Regions from separate parts of the Mus musculus genome. Here region 1 is linked to region 2. A link is a contact called in ENCODE Hi-C data. All regions are on one chromosome and are shown on one strand. The core of a region is the stretch at or near the end of the contact, and the rest is flanking DNA. Distances in the headings are between cores, read along the strand shown.

The links. Hi-C counts contacts between places; a loop is a spot of excess contacts on that map.
Region 1: a map of T-helper 17 cell shows a loop between it and region 2 (4-fold over the local background). The contact joins the promoter of Mcoln1 here to the enhancer-like site in region 2. A Hi-C loop is called at or near these places in 3 of 37 maps with a recorded cell type or tissue (T-helper 17 cell and v-Abl transformed pro-B cells).

What each region holds. Positions count from the first base shown.
Region 1 is chr8:3,498,129-3,502,560 of GRCm38, forward strand. Mcoln1 (mucolipin 1) reads left to right here and starts at 2,391. Exons shown (of 14, transcript NM_053177.1): 1 at 2,391-2,499. The coding sequence starts at 2,469.
Region 2 is chr8:4,677,099-4,681,805 of GRCm38, forward strand. It overlaps Gm6410 (a long non-coding RNA gene), which reads left to right. Exons shown (of 2, transcript XR_378684.4): 1 at 1-1,468. Among named protein-coding and RNA genes, the nearest start is that of Gm6410, 4.6 kb to the left of the region's middle. Within about 2 kb of position 1,278, at least 1 of the 3 ENCODE cell types and tissues checked has a DNase peak (open chromatin) inside an H3K27ac peak, as active enhancers do.

The sequences.
Region 1 (4,432 bases), core at 1,141-3,640, 1.2 Mb before region 2:
TTATTTTATTTAAATTTTTATTTTGTGTGTATGAGTGTTTTGCCCACATGTAAGTGCATCATGTGCAAGCCTGATGCCTCTCTGGGAAGCCAAAAGATGATGCTGGATCTCCTGAAACTGGAGCAATGGGCAGCTGTGAACTGCCATGTGGGTCCTATGTACTGACCCAAGTTTAATCATTGAAACCATCTCTTCACCTTATGTGTTGGTTTATTTGTTTATTGAGATAGGGTCTCATTTTGTAACCCAGGCTGGCCTAGAATGTACTATATAGTCCAGGCTTGCCTCAACCCCCTGAGTGCTAGCATTATAGGTGTTAGCCATCATGCCCTAATAAACATATAATACTGAGGTCCCAGAAGAAAACAAGACCAACACAGTTTGGTCAATTCTAGTTTAGAAATATCTCAAAACCAAGGACAGAGGGTGGAACATTCTAAAACCATAGCAAGATTTCTGATTAAGATGGAAGGATCACTTTTCCTGAGGAACGTTTTTGCTTTATTTGGAGGGTAGGGTATCACTACACAGACCTAGCTGACCTCAATATCCATCTTCTAAACAGCCCAACACGCTTACCCCCTCTGTGTGTGTGAGTGTGTGTGTATGTGGTGTGTGTGAGTGTGAGTGTGTGTGTGTAGTGTGTATGTGGTGTGTGTGTGGTGTGTGTGTGGTGGCAGCATATGGACTTGTAGGTGTGGATGACAGTGCCTGTGTGTATGCACACATAGAGGCGAGGGATTCAGGTTGGCATCTTCCTCAAGTCTTTACTTTTTTAAAATTTAATTTTTATTATATATTTATAAGTATTTTGCTTTCAGGTAAGTCTGTGCCCCATGACTGTTGACTTTGGAGGTCAGAAGAGGACATTGTATCTAGTGGAACTGGAATTATAGGCAGTTGTCAGCTGCCATGTGGATGCTGGGAACTGAACTCGAGTCCTCTACCAGAACCAGTTCTCCTCACTGATGCACTATCTCTTCAGCCCCTCACTTTTATCCTGGGGCTCACAGACTGGTTAAACTGTTGGCCCCAGGCCCCAGGGATCCTCTCATCTCTGCCTCCACAATGCTGGGATTACAGGTACCAGGCCTTAGTTTTTACACAAATTCTAGGGATCTGAATTCAGATCTTCATGCTTTCATGGCAAGCACCTGAGCCAGTGAACCACCTCCCTGACTATTGCACCGAGCCATCTCCCTAGCCTCAATGCCTGGCTTTTGAGAAAGTATTATAATACTTACCAATGTTATTGGACTGCAAGGGCCATCATGCCATGTTTCCACAGCGCTGGGGACTGATCCCAGTTTGTGCCTGCTGAGCAAGCACCCTATCAACTGGGCTACATCCCCAGTACTGTGAGATGGTCTGAATTATTTCATTGAATCCTTTGTACAGCTCTGGGAGGCAGGTAATCCTGGGTGAATCCCGTTTTGCAAAGAACAAGAAAATTTCAATTGATTATTATTAATAATAAAAGGGCCAGGCAGTGGTAGTGCGTGCCTTTAATCCCAGCACTTGGGAGGCAGAGGCAGGCGGATTTCTGAGTTCGAGGCCAGCCTGGTCTACAGAGTGAGTTCCAGGACAGCTAGAACTATTACAGAGAAACCCTGTCTCGAAAAACCAAAATAAATAAATAAATAAATAAATAGAAATTAGCTCACAATTTAAGGCACGGTGGAAAGTTTTGAAGTGATGGTTAGATTTACACTCAAATTGTCTTCCTTGCAGAGCTGCGTTTTTAACTATCAAGTTCCAAGCAAGACTGCCATAAAGAGGTGAATGGCAGACCAGCGGTCAGTTTAAGTGGGAAGTTTTCTGGTCGTTGCAAAGCCTTGGGAAGTCACCAGGAGGTTCTAGAAGGTGGAAATTCTTTGGAGGTCCTGGACTCTCCGTAGGAGGAGACTGGCTGTAAAAGATAGGACTGAGGCTGTTGCAGTAGCGCAGAAAGTCTTTGGACTGTTAAAATACGGTTCTATTTGGTTTAGGAAACGGTTTGCTTGTAGCTCAGATGGGAGACAGAAAAGGTTTCTGGGAGTAGAGGGGCGGATATTTTCGGCTTAGGACGCCGGATCATCGCCGGACACTACTGAGGGTAACAGGTGAAGCTCTGGACTCAGAAGTTACAAGGCTGTCGCCGAGCCAGATCGGATCCAGTTCCCGCCACACCTAGAAGCCAGTGGGTCCCTCAGACCTTTTGTTAGAGTTGCTATCGGCACTAGGACCGCGCGACTATTTTTAGTCCACAAGCGGCCAGCGAGGGGCGCATGCGCACTGCTGGGAGGCTCTGCCCCGCCCCTTAGAAAGGGTCGCGCTTGTCACGTGTTCAGTTCAGGCGCCCCGCTCACGTGACCGCGGCGCATGTCAGCTGATGCGGGAGGGTTTGAAGCGGCGCCGGGAGGGAGCGAGGCTGCAGTGACCGCGGCGCGCGCTGGGACCCACCCGCGTCTCGCGCTCACCCTGCGGCCATGGCCACCCCGGCGGGCCGGCGCGCCTCAGGTGAGCGCGGGCGGCGGGAGGGCGCGCCCAGCTCAGCGACCTCGGGTGACTTCCGCTGCAGTCCAATACTGGAAGATGGGCTTTCGGCTTCTAGAACCTGGGCGGCGGGCGGGCCAGCATCTCCTACCTCAGGCGGAGAGCTTCTACCGATCCTAGAATCTGGGCGGCGGGTGGGCATCGAGCGTCCAGCTTAGTGTTCTGACTTTCAGGGCGGACTTCTCAGTGTTCCTATGGGAGATTGACGAATGATTCCTCCTAGAATCTGGGCAGTGGGTGCACAGCGACACCTCCGACCTTGGACGTCAAGCGCCCAACTTCCCGTTCGTCAATTCCAGTGCGGACTTCTCAGATGCTCCATAGGGGAGAGATGGGTAGATGGCTCCCAGAACCTGGGCTTCCAGTTCTCAAGTTTTTCAAGTCCTCATATGAGAGAGATAGACAGTAGCATCCTAGAACCTGGGTGGTGGGTGTGTACCAACAACATCTCTAACCTCAGGTGAACAGCTTGCATAGTACCCAGAACTCAGGTAGTACAGGTACCAGCAACTCTTGGCCTCAAGCACTGAGGGTCTACAGTTCCTAGAACTGGGTGGTGGGTGGACACCACTTCCCCAGCCTCTTTCTCCAAGCTCTCCATTTTTCCCTTTAAAGTGTGGTGCAGACTTATGGAGGAGAGATGGGCAGTTGGTTCTCAGAACCAGTGGGCAGGTCCCAGCCTTTAAAACCTCTGCAGAGAGCTTATTGTTGATGACAATTCTAAAGGCCAGTACAAACTTAGTTGCCTTATGAGAGAGAGATAGAGCGTCCAAAGAACTTGGACAGTGGGTGGGCTTAAGATTCTCCAGTTTAAGAGGGCAGGACTCCTGATAATCCCAGCCTCCACCTCCCTTGTGCTGGGATTCTAAGCATGTATCACCATGGATGGCTGTATTATTGTTATTACGAAACATTTCTTTCCAGGGTTGTTTGTGACCTGTGAGAGTATTGCCTTCCCCAACCTAGTCTCTTCTCAGTTTGTAAACAGGCGCCAGCCAGCCAGCCAGCCAGCTAGCTAGTTTCTTCCATTAGGACAGTATTTGAAGCCCGAGCTTTTGTTAGCGGTAGTTTGGTTTTGTTTGGATCAGGTTCTTAGTCTATAGACCCTGAACTTCTTTTACTTTTGTTTTTGTCTGTTTTGAGACAGAGTGTCTATGTAGCTCTGGGAGTTCTGGAATTCTGGTATCTGCCTTCTTTGCTTCCAGAATTCTGCCAGACTTGAACCTGTGATACTCCTTTTTCAGCCTCTGAGTACTGTGATTACAGGCCTAGTCGAGTCTTCCTCCTCCTCTTTCTCTCCTCCTTCTGGATTGAACCTAGGGCCATGTACCACACTACCACTGAGCTATGGCCCAAGCTATAGCCAAAGTTCTAGTTCCTCAGTTTGCCAGAACTCAGACAGCAACCTGCAATGAGACCCAAGGCTTCCCTTCTGGAAGCCAATGCCCAAATGTTCAGCCTCCCTGAACGTATAGGCAGGAATAGAGCTAAAGGGATGTTCTCCACAAATTAGGGGACTAAACTACAGTTCCTCAAACTCATACCTTCCTAAAATGAGATTGTGTGCTCCCAGTTTCCTGGCTTGTCACTAAGAAATCTGGGGATGGCATCTTGTGTTGATCTCTCACTGTGTGCTGCCTGCAGACATTCATGTGGGAGTTCTGGCTGGTAATGCCTGGGATGGGCTACGCTGTGATCTTAGCTAAGGCGTTACAGCCTGCCTTTGGTTTTCCTCCCTACTAGCTTGTAAACATGCTCATCTAGACTGAAAAGGGAGGAGCCAAGTAGGAACCACGGGTAGTGACGTGGCCCAGCCTTTCCTGGCAGCTTTGGGGCTGGAAGAGTTGCTCACAGATAGAATGCTTCTATAGCATTCCCCTCAGACCTAGCTATGCAC
Region 2 (4,707 bases), core at 28-2,527:
ATGATAGGTGGCTGATGTGTCTGTACCTACTAACAGGTCAGAAAGGGTTTCACAGAGAAATTTTTATCTCGAACAACAAAATCCAAAATAATAAAATTAAAAATATAAACCCACCATGCTTGCAAAGTAGCTTAACATTGAACAGCAGATGTGTCTGCTGTATGTTATGTGATTTAGGGACAGAGACCAAATGTTGAATGTATGGGTGGCATGAGAATTCGCGTGGTAGCGGAACCGCAGCCTGGACTTCCGGTCCTCTAGCCCGCCGGCGCAGCAGTGCATGCGCAGATTCCCCGTCCTCGAATATTCCTCCGTTCCGCGGTTTCTCCGCCTCGACACGCCCCCCCTGCCGTTCAATGACCGGGGATTGGAAACCCGTGCCGTCAGTCACTGGCCAGCGGGCGGGGCTTCCTACCATCTCATGTCAGTGCAGTTGCTGTCATGGCCTTGCCTCAGCTCCTTTATTCACGGGAATCCCCCTGCCTCACTCTCACACCCGCTGTCATCCCCCGCCCCGTGCCTCAGCTGCAGACAGTGATTCCGTTTCCCGCTCCCGCTTCGCTCCTCAGCCGCCGCCGCAGAGGGGCTCCCGCCGCCCACTGGAAGCCTCTCCGTGCCGTCAGTCACGGTGCCATTCGGTACGACCGGAAACAGCGAGCAGGACGGGGCACGCATGAGGCGAAGCTTCCTGACTGGACTGCATCTCCCATCAACCCCTGCGGCCGCAGCAGACCGATCGGACTTCCTGTCCGGGCCGGAGGCACATCCTGTCTGGCGCAGAAAGTTATGGTTCAATAATTCTAGTGCATGCTGGGAGTTGTAGTTACTTCCCTCCTCGCGCGGGATCTCCTGTTTGCCACAGGAAGTGAGGTGGCGGTAGCCCCTAGGCATGCTAGGAGTCGTAATTCTGTCCCAGTCCCGGGTTTGGGTCCTCTGAGCCCCGCGAGGTTTTTCTCTGATTGGCGAGCACAGCTCAGTGGGCGGAGACGGTGATTGACAGGCGGAGGGGGCGGCTACATCACTGCGTTTGTTTATATATTGAGAAAAGAAAAATAAAGCGCAAGCCCCTGCCTCAGTCAAGGCCAAGCGGGCGGGGCTTCCTGCTGCGTACCGGAAGTCTCTCTCCTGTTGTCTCAGGTCCGTGCAGTCACGGTCATCCCCCTGCCTCAGTTCCTTCCTTACTCACAGGAATCCCCCTGCCTCACTCTTACACCTGCTGTAAATTCCGCCTCAGCTGAAGACAGACAGTGAATTCGGTTCCTGAGCCCGCTTCCGCGTTCTGACTCCTGTGACGTCAGAGCCGGCATCATCGAGGTGTGCGCGCACTGCCACGCCCACTGACGTAGACTTTGACGCCGAGGCCGGGGTTTCCCCGTCCCAACGGTAACTGCCGCGACCCATGCGCCCCGGTCGCTCGGTGACCCCAATGTCAGTCAGACGCCTCCGTTCCCACAGCCGCCGTGACGTGGTAGGTCACAGCCGCTGCCGACACGTCTTTATGTCACACCCACTACACCTAGATCACGCCCACACGGCTTTAATGCTGTTCCCACTACACTCAAGCCACACCCATTACACTCAGGCCAAGCCTACACAGCTTCATGCCCTGCCCAATACTCTCAGGCCACTACTACAGGACTTTAGGCCCCGCCCACAACACTCAGGCTATGCCCACAGGGCTTTATGCCTCTTCCACACATCCTTAGGCAACTCACACACATCTTTAGGACACTCACATCTTTTGGACACTTCCACTATACTCAGGCCCCTCCCACACAACGTTAGGCCCTCCCAGTACACTCAGCCCCCTCCCACACATCTTTAGGCCCTCCCACTACACTCAGGCCCCTACCACACTTTTTTAGGCCACTCCTACACATCTTTAGGACCCTCTCACTACACTCAGGCCCCTCCCACACGTCTTTATGACACTCCCACACATCTTTAGGACCCGCCCACTATACTCAGGCCCCTCCCACACATTTTAGGACACTCCCACACATCTTTAGGACCTTCCCACTACATTCAGGCCCCTCCCACACATCCTTAGGATCCTCCCACTACACTCAGGCTCCTCTCACACATCTTTAGGACACTTACATAGTCAGAACACGCCCCCAAATTTACATATACATTTACATAGACAGTTAGAACACGCCCCCAAATTTACAGAGACAGAACACACCTCAAATTAGGCCCGCCCAGACACTTTTAGGCCACTCCATAACATCTTTGGGCCCGCCCAGACATCTTTAGGCCACTCCCACACATCTTTAGGCCTGCCCACACATTGGTAGGCCCGCCCACATAGACATTTACATAGACACTGAGAACATGCCCACAAATTTACAGAGATATTTATGTAGACATTTACATAGTTACTCAGAACACAACCACAAATACACATAGACATTTACATAGACAGCGAGGACACATCCACAAATTTACATAGACATTTACATAGTCACTGAGAAGGACTGGCTGACTTCTGAATCTTTTTTTTGTTTCTTCATGTTAGGTTTGAGGAGGACACCCTACCCACGTGGCTATCCTCAGTTGCGAGTCACTGTGGGAATTATCCCAGTTGTCTTTTGGTCTTTTCATATATGTAAATGTATTTATAAATGCACATACAAATGATATGTAATTGTATATGCAATGTGCACGCAAGTGTACATGTAAATGCATATGTGAATAAGCAAATATGCAAATGATATTCATGCCCATGCTTTCAAATGCCACGCCCACCCTCATTTAGGCCATGCCCATGCAGCTTCAGAACATGCCCACCCTCCTTTAGGCCAAGCACACTACTCTGAGACCACGCCCATCCTCCTTCAGGGCACACCCACTACTCTCAGACCATGCCCATACTCCTTTAGGACACTTCCACTACAGAAAACACCCACAGATCTTCAGTCTACTCCCACTATTCAACAACAATGCCCTCAATTGGTCAGGACACACCCATACTTCCTAATGCCACACCAATCCTATCCAGACCACGCCCACCCATAATTCTTTAGGCCAGTTTCACCACACTCAGGCCACACCCTCTGCACCCAGCCATGCCCATTCCTTCTAATGCCATGCCCACCAGAATTAGGCACCGCCCACACATCTAAATCTCATTTGAATATTTGCAAATTTATTCATATGTGCATTTACATACACATATCAGTTGCATATACAATTACATATCATTTACATATACATTTATACATACATTTACATATATATAAAAAGGCCAAAAGGAAAAGAAAAAGAAGGAAAAAAAAGAAAAAGAATAAAAATAAGAAAAGAAGGGACAACTGGGATTGGAATTCAACTGTCCTCTGTCACGGGATCTGCGTACAGTGCCCTCCTCACACCTAAAATAAATTTAAAAAAAAAAAAAAAGAAGGAAGGAAGGATGGAAGCAGGGAAGGAAGGAAGGAAGCCAGTCAGTGCAGAAGAGTTTGGGCTTCCTTCCTCCCTCCCTCCCTCCCTCCCTCCCTCCCAGCAGGGATAGAAACCACAGCAAACCAGCTAGAGAGAGAGAGTGAGTGAGTGAGTGACCAGAGCAAGAGAGAGCTGGGAAAAAATAATTTTTAAAAAAGGCCCTCCCTTAACCCTAACCCTAAGCCCTAAACCCTAAACCCAACCCTATTCCCTAACCCCTAACCCTAACCACTAACCCTGACCTAACCTTAGCCCTAACCCTAACCCTAACCCCAACCCTAACCCCTATCCTATCTCTTCATGAGGCATTTGGGAGAAAGAGAACAAAAGAGAGAGCAAGAGAATAGCGCGCGCGTCTGTGTGTGTGTGTGTGTGTGTGTGAGAGAGAGAGAGAGAGAGAGAGAGAGAGAGAGAGAGAGCGAGGGGGGGCAGGGGGAGGGAGGGAGGGGAGGAGAGGGAGAGAGAGAAAGGAGAGACAGAGACAGATAGAAAGAGAACCATTGACATAGCAGTGGTCTTTTAAAAAGATGTCTTACTCTTGCGCGCGTTCGACTGGCCAGGAAGAACGACCGCTGCAACAGGATCCTTCTGCACACGTTTATTGGGAGAGCTTGATTGTAGAGGCGAAAAGACTTCGAGCCCAGAACTGGTGCTGCTTTTATAGGCCTAGGAGGGGCGTGTCTCACACCCGGATTGGTTATGCACTAAGCCTCATTTGCATGTTCCTCATCTGATTGGCTACTCTCTCTCAGTACCTTATAGAACCTCATTATCATACCTCATTTGCATGTCTCACATCTGATTGGTTATACTCTCAGTACCTTACAGAACCTCATTATCATACCTGGGCCAGGCAGTGTCTTTGCAAAAAACTTTACTGCATATGTACACATTGCTTGTTTGTCCAATCTTATGCGTGGTGGCCAGCAGTAGTCAGTGCCACTCAGCAACGGCACATGTGGCTTCCCACATCTCCCCCTGTTTGTTTTAATAAAATGAGGCTGGACTAGGCCTGTGCAATTATGCCCATCCGCCGTGGCTCCTGTTTTAGGTCGTTCCTCTAATATCACAGCCTTACCTGTCATAGGGTAACCCTATCGCCACCGGGCCCCATGTCTTAGGTTGGACTGTGCACGAGGAAAGTTGCCCGTCTCTGGATACCGCAGTGCTGTGTGACAATAACTGCTAAATGACCTAGGGCGAACTCTGCAAAAGAGGCCAGCCAAAAAATGAATTAGTGGTGAAATCATGATCACCCTATTGATG